Linked DNA regions of Mus musculus: region 1 is linked to region 2. Evidence: chromatin contacts called from ENCODE POLR2A ChIA-PET data. All regions are on one chromosome and are shown on one strand. Each heading gives the region's core, a stretch centred on a gene start or an enhancer-like site at or near the end of the contact. The rest is flanking DNA. Distances are from core to core; before and after follow the strand shown. Region 1 holds the start of Prr12 (proline rich 12). Region 2 holds the start of Rcn3 (reticulocalbin 3, EF-hand calcium binding domain).

The links. ChIA-PET counts read pairs that join two places held with the same protein, here RNA polymerase II (POLR2A).
Region 1: POLR2A ChIA-PET joins it to region 2 with 15 read pairs in embryonic stem cell. The contact joins the promoter of Prr12 here to the promoter of Rcn3 in region 2. POLR2A ChIA-PET finds 5 or more read pairs at or near these places in 5 of 5 experiments (Patski and embryonic stem cell).

What each region holds. Positions count from the first base shown.
Region 1 is chr7:45,051,917-45,054,649 of GRCm38, forward strand. Prr12 (proline rich 12) reads right to left here and starts at 1,418. Exons shown (of 14, transcript NM_175022.3): 1 at 880-1,418. The coding sequence starts at 965. Prrg2 (proline-rich Gla (G-carboxyglutamic acid) polypeptide 2) reads right to left here. Exons shown (of 7, transcript NM_022999.1): 6 at 2,603-2,731; 7 at 1,688-2,281. The coding sequence ends at 2,263.
Region 2 is chr7:45,090,777-45,093,665 of GRCm38, forward strand. It overlaps Rcn3 (reticulocalbin 3, EF-hand calcium binding domain), which reads right to left and starts at 1,437. Exons shown (of 7, transcript NM_026555.2): 1 at 1,320-1,437; 2 at 665-912. The coding sequence starts at 906. Fcgrt (Fc receptor, IgG, alpha chain transporter) reads right to left here. Exons shown (of 7, transcript NM_010189.3): 7 at 2,217-2,579. The coding sequence ends at 2,470.

The DNA.
Region 1 (2,733 bases), core at 168-2,667, 39 kb before region 2:
GGTCCCGAGTGTGAAGTCCCACTCTAAAAATTTATACACGCTGGGGAAAGCTAAGTGTGGAGGGGGAGGAGGGTGAAGGGCAGGTGAAGAGTGAGGACACAGATTAAACTACAAGAGGCAGGTTCACGGGTGAACACGCGGCTAGCCACGCGTGCACAGGGCCCACGCTCACACACACAAACACAAACGGGGAAGAGACACGACTCTGTTCCAGAAAGGGCCCAAATCCGTGGCCTTGCACCAGAGGGCAAACAGCGCGCCATCAACCAGGATTCACAGCTTTGAGCAAGGTGGGGAGCAGAAGGGGGCGTGTCCCTAATCTCAGGACCCCCCCAAACACACAGAATTCTAGTTTAAGAAGGGGGCGGGGCCCCTTGCCCACTCTGCGCGGGGAATTTCTTGGAGGGGGGAGGGACCGAGTGGCCCGGCCTCCTGCAGCCCCGGAACAATAGGACCTGGGAGGGGGTGCAGCCCCCCAGGTCTGCGAGCTGATTCTCTTTTCCTCCCACCTTTGCAGTTGCAGAGCCAGGGGCGCCCGGGGGGAGGGGTCAGCACGCCGGGAATCCAAAGATGGGGGGCAAGTCCAGGCCTTGCTTCGCCAACCCTTCCCATCTTCCCAAGGCCTTCCCGGTTCGAATTTGTTTTTGCGCCTTGCCTGCTTCGTTTCTCTCTTTTGCAAGCAGGAGCTGGCTTTGGCGGAGTTTGCAATTTGCAAACTGGGGCGGCGGCGTTGTTACAAACCCAAAGAAGGCCGCTCCCTTGCAAAAATCGGAGGGGGAGTTGGCGATGCACGCGTTGCCGAGCGGGCCCCAGGCCCAGGCCAGGCAGGAATCCCCCCACCTCTTGGCCCATTTCTCTAGGTCCCCCTCAGCTCCTTACCTAGCTTTCGCTGACCTCTCGTAACTCCATCCCGCCCCGGCGCCGAGCGGGTCCCCGAAGCCGGCGCTGGGGTAGTTCCTGTCCATGAATTGGCCGCGGTGGAAATTGGGGGGAGGGGGAGGGAGGGGGAAAGGAGGGGGAGCGCGCGCGCTCTCCTCCGCCGCCGCTCCCTCCGCTGCTTTTTTTCCTCCCTTTCTCTTTTTTTTTCTTTGCGGCCACCGAAGGCCCGGGAAGGCCCCGGGCGGGGGAGGGAGGGGGCAGGGACGGAGGGGCGGGCAAAGGAGGGGTGCAGCCGCTGAGCCAAGGAGGGGGGGTTCCCCCTGGAGGAGGGAAAGGGGGGAGGAGGGACCCCGCTGTCTCCGCCTTTGCCCCGGCGCTTGCAAGAGAGAAGGGGACGCGCGCTCCGGAGGGGGCGTCCCGGACGGCCCCGGAGTGGGTGCGGGCGCTGGGTGCTCGCTCTTTCGCCTCCGCCGCCGCCACCTCCTCCTCCTCTGCGCTCACGGTGCAGCCATCTTTGCACAAGGCGGCAGGGGGAGGGGGGAGGGGAAGGGGGGCGGGCGGCGGGGTGTCTGGCTGCGCTCCGCTTCCTCCCACAATCCCGTGCAAATGTAAAAAAAAAAAAAAAAGAGAGAGAGAGAGCGCGAGCGAGCACTAGCGGAGCCTGGGAGGCGGGGGGGGGGGGTAAGCGAGTGAGCGCGAGCGCACCAGCGGAGCCTGGGGGTGTAGGGCACAGCGCCTGTACACAGAGATTCAGTTCCACCGCGCGCAAATGCGCCCAGAAAGGGGGCTCAGTTCTTTTGCATTTTTATTTTTTTCTCATTGTTTCAATTTTTTATTTCTTCCATCCCCCCTTCCTTTCCCAAAGGGTTTTTAAGCAGAGGGCAGCTCAGATCAACTCCATTTACCCGGGTGCAACACAAGCGTGACACCCCGCTTACAGCACATTGCAAATGCGCCCCCCACCTTTATACTGGATTACAAACCGCCCATGTGCCCGACTGGGGAAATACACGAAGTCAGGCGTGTGCAAGGGCCTGGTTCCCTGCGCGTACGTGCCCCGCGGCACCAGTGGAGTGACAGCCGAGTCACGTCTGATCCGAGTTTCCTAAAAGGTCTGCCCATTCTGAGGCAGGGCCACTGCTCAGACGAAGTGTGGGGGGGGGTCACTGGAGGGCCGGGGGCACCAACTCGGCAACAGGATGGTCAGGGACGTGCGTGTATGCGTGCCCGGCGGAAACACGTGTGTCATGGTAGACCTCGGGTCCGACGACCCTGACTCCCCCACGGACACACTGAAGCCCAGTCGTCGAAGAAGCTGGCGACTTCCGGAATCCGCTATGAATCAGGGGCACAGTTCAGGGAGCCCGCGCTGCAAGCAGGTCTTCAGTGAGGCCTTCTGAGGCTATCGGGGATGGGGGTTGGGAGTGCAGAGTCAAACATCCCAGCCGCCCCCTCCACCGAGCCTACACCGACCCGCCCTTGGTGCCTCAGCCAATCCTCAATCCTGTAGGCACAAGCCCCACCTTCCTCAAAAGCTGCACTCTTGCAAGGCTGATCCACGCCCCTATAGACAATTGCGTAGGGTCCGCCCTCCCCTGCAAGCTCCGCCCTATGTAGGTTTTCCTAAGCACCAAGCCCTGCCCTTGGGGACACGCCCCTCCCACGCGTTGCCTCTCCCCCCCCCTCCCTCTGGCACCACCCAGGCAGAAGCCCCGCCTCATACCTGGAGTAAGGGGGCGGAGGTGCGTCGTGCACCCCGGAGGCTGCTAAAGCCTGCTCATAGGTGGGAAGGCCTGGGGGCAAGGGTGGAGATTGAGGCGTCTGAGGACTCAAGGGGATGATGAGCCCGGTCCT
Region 2 (2,889 bases), core at 187-2,686:
CCCGCCCCTCTTTCAAGTGCAGTCTGCCCACTTCCCTAGATGGGCTGATCAATTTGGGGCTCCTCTCTCTCCAGCTCTGCCCTGCTACTATTTGCCCAGTTTAAAATTAGAAATTGCCATCACATTAAAGACGCAGATCTTTAATCTCAGCACTCGGGAGGCAGAGGCAGACGGATTTCTGAATTCAGGACCAGTCTCGTCTACAGAGTGAATTTCAGACTAGCTAGTTCCACAAATGAAATTCGATCTCAAAGTACTAATAACAATGAAAATAATCAAGCATATTTGCACGAGTGGCCTTCTTGTCCCGGGCCCATGCTGACTGTATCTGTCACCTAGAAACGGGGCAAGCCCGTCCAGTCCAGTTGGCATCACTCATCCCAGGTCAACCTGATCTCTGACCTTGGCATCTTCCTCAAATCCCTTGTCTTCAGTCTCTACCGAGAGTCGGCGTCCCGTTTAGAAGAGAGAAGAGGGAAGTCCAGACAGAGGCATAGGGGGGACTGAGGTAGAGGGGAACCCAGGGGTTGGTGACGCAGGTCCCCCACAGCCTCAGGTTTAGCTCCGCCTTCTCCCAGGAGGTGAGTGCCACAGTTTTGTCTTTTCAGTTAACTTCTCTCTCCCCACCTCCCACTTCTGCCCCGCTCCCCCGCCATCCTCCTACCCAAGTCGGGCCTGGCTTTCCTCTGGGCTGAGTTTGTCAAATTCCTTGGCCACGTCTCGTCCCAGGAACGCCTCATGGTCGTACTGGAAATTCCCGTGGGCGTCATCGTGGGGGGCCTCGCTCAGGGGGGTTCCATGATGGACCCTATCCTGGCCATGAGGTCCTGCATCAGGGGATGGCTTCCCGAGGGCCCAGTGCCTCAGCAGTAAGAGAAGCAACAGAAACGACCATCGCCACATCATCGGTTCCTGAGGAGAGGTGAGGACCAGCGGTCAGGGATAAGACTGGGGGCGGGGGGTGTCTGAACCAGAGATAATGTGGGAGAACTTTGAAGGGGGCGGAGTAGAGGAGGCTGCCTAAGGCAGGGCCGATAAAAGCGCAGGCTGCAAAAAGTTTTGGGCTCAAGAAAAGTCGGCAAAAAGAATAGAGAATTTAAAGGCAAAACAACCTCTGGGGGTGGAATCCGAGCCTCAGAGGAGTCTCAGAGCAGAAAGGGGGTATTTCAGTTAGAGACGTGGCGCATGTCCCACCCAAAGTTCAGGGCATGGTGGTGGCCGAAAGCATCATGCAGGCTCCTCTGTGCTGCCCCCAGGCTGGACCGCGACCCCCACCCTTCCACCCACCCCACCTTCACCCCACCATCACCCCACCACACCTCTGTTACCCGGCCTGAGTTAGCTCCCTACGCTGAGCTCTGCTTTCGCACAAAGATGCCCAACCTGGCCAGGTTCCAGTTAAGCTCCTCCACCAGCCGTCCAGAGGCTGCCGCCCTCTGACCAATGACTGCGCAGGAAAGCCTCAGGGGCGGAGCCAATGACGACCCCCTTGCCACGTCCACAAGGCCGAGCTCCAGACCCGAAGGCGTGGTGGGCGATAAGGCTGATATTGAACTACAACTCCCAGCAAACATATGGGCCGACTTGCACGACCACCTCCAGAGTCTCTGGCCCCAGGGGATTAAGGGGAATGTATTTTTTAAAAACTCTTTCCATTTCTTAGATCCGTTTCAGAAAAGAGGAGGTCGGGTTTGGTTGGCTCACTTGGGAGACAGAAGCAGTCTGTCTCTATGAGTTTGCCGCCAGCCAGGACGACGTAGAGAGACCCTTGTCTTTAAAAAAAAAAGGGGGGGGTGGGGGGGGAGCGCGGCTGGAGAGATGGCTCTGCAATTAAGAGCACTGACTGTTCTTCCAGAGGACCAGAGTTCAAGTCCCAGCAACCACATGGTGGCTAACCATCTGTAATGGAATCCAATGCCCTCTTCTGGTGTGTCTGAAGACAGCTGCAGTGTACTCAGATACATAAAATAAATAAATGTTAAAAAAAAAAAAAAAGAAAGAAGGAAGGAAAGAAAGAAAGAAAGAAAGAAAGAAAGAAAGAAAGAAAAGAAGGAAAAGAAAGAAAGGAAGGAAGGAAGGAAGGAAGGAAGGAAGGAAGGAAGGAAGGAAGGAAGAAAAAGAAGAGAAGCAATGCCTGGTACAGTGTAGGTATCACATACACAACTCGGTCTATAAAATGGCCAGGCTGCACGATAGCAATCAAGAGGTGTCTATATGATCTTTCCCAGACGCGTTCAATTTATTCCAGCTGCTTGAAACTTGAGAATAACGATGCACACACAGATTTGGGGCCAAATTTATGTGGAGATGGAAAACAACCATGTACATTAAGAAGGGAAACTGAAGCAGGCCACAAAAGCAGGGATCCATGGGAGGACATCGGGCCCAGGCTCCCTCAGGAGGCTCGGAGACAGTTCAGGAGGTCACACAGCCCGAAAGGCTGCAGTGGGCAGGGGGCCCGAGTCTGCATCAGGAAGTGGCTGGAAAGGCATTTGCACCTTGAGGTTCAGCTTCTGGGGGCAAGTTCCCACCAGGCAACAGGTCACCAGAGTCATCGCCGCTGAGAGAAAGCCATGGGGCTGAGAGAGAGGAACAGAGGTCAGCACAAGTATCTAAGGTCTCACCCACCCAACACACCTGACAGGGTCACGCTATGGTCTCTGTTCCCATCTCTTTTCCCAGGGTGGTCAGGGACTCTTTTGTCTCTATTATCTCTCTGCCTCCCCTCTTTCTTTCTGAGTCGCTACTTCCTGCCACGACCCCCAATCCTGCACACGGCCCCTCCCTTCCCCAATCCTGCACACAGCTACGCCCCTCCCCAATCCTGCACACGGCCCCTTCCCTCCCCTCCCCAATCCTGCACACGGCCACGCCCCTCCCTCATTCTGC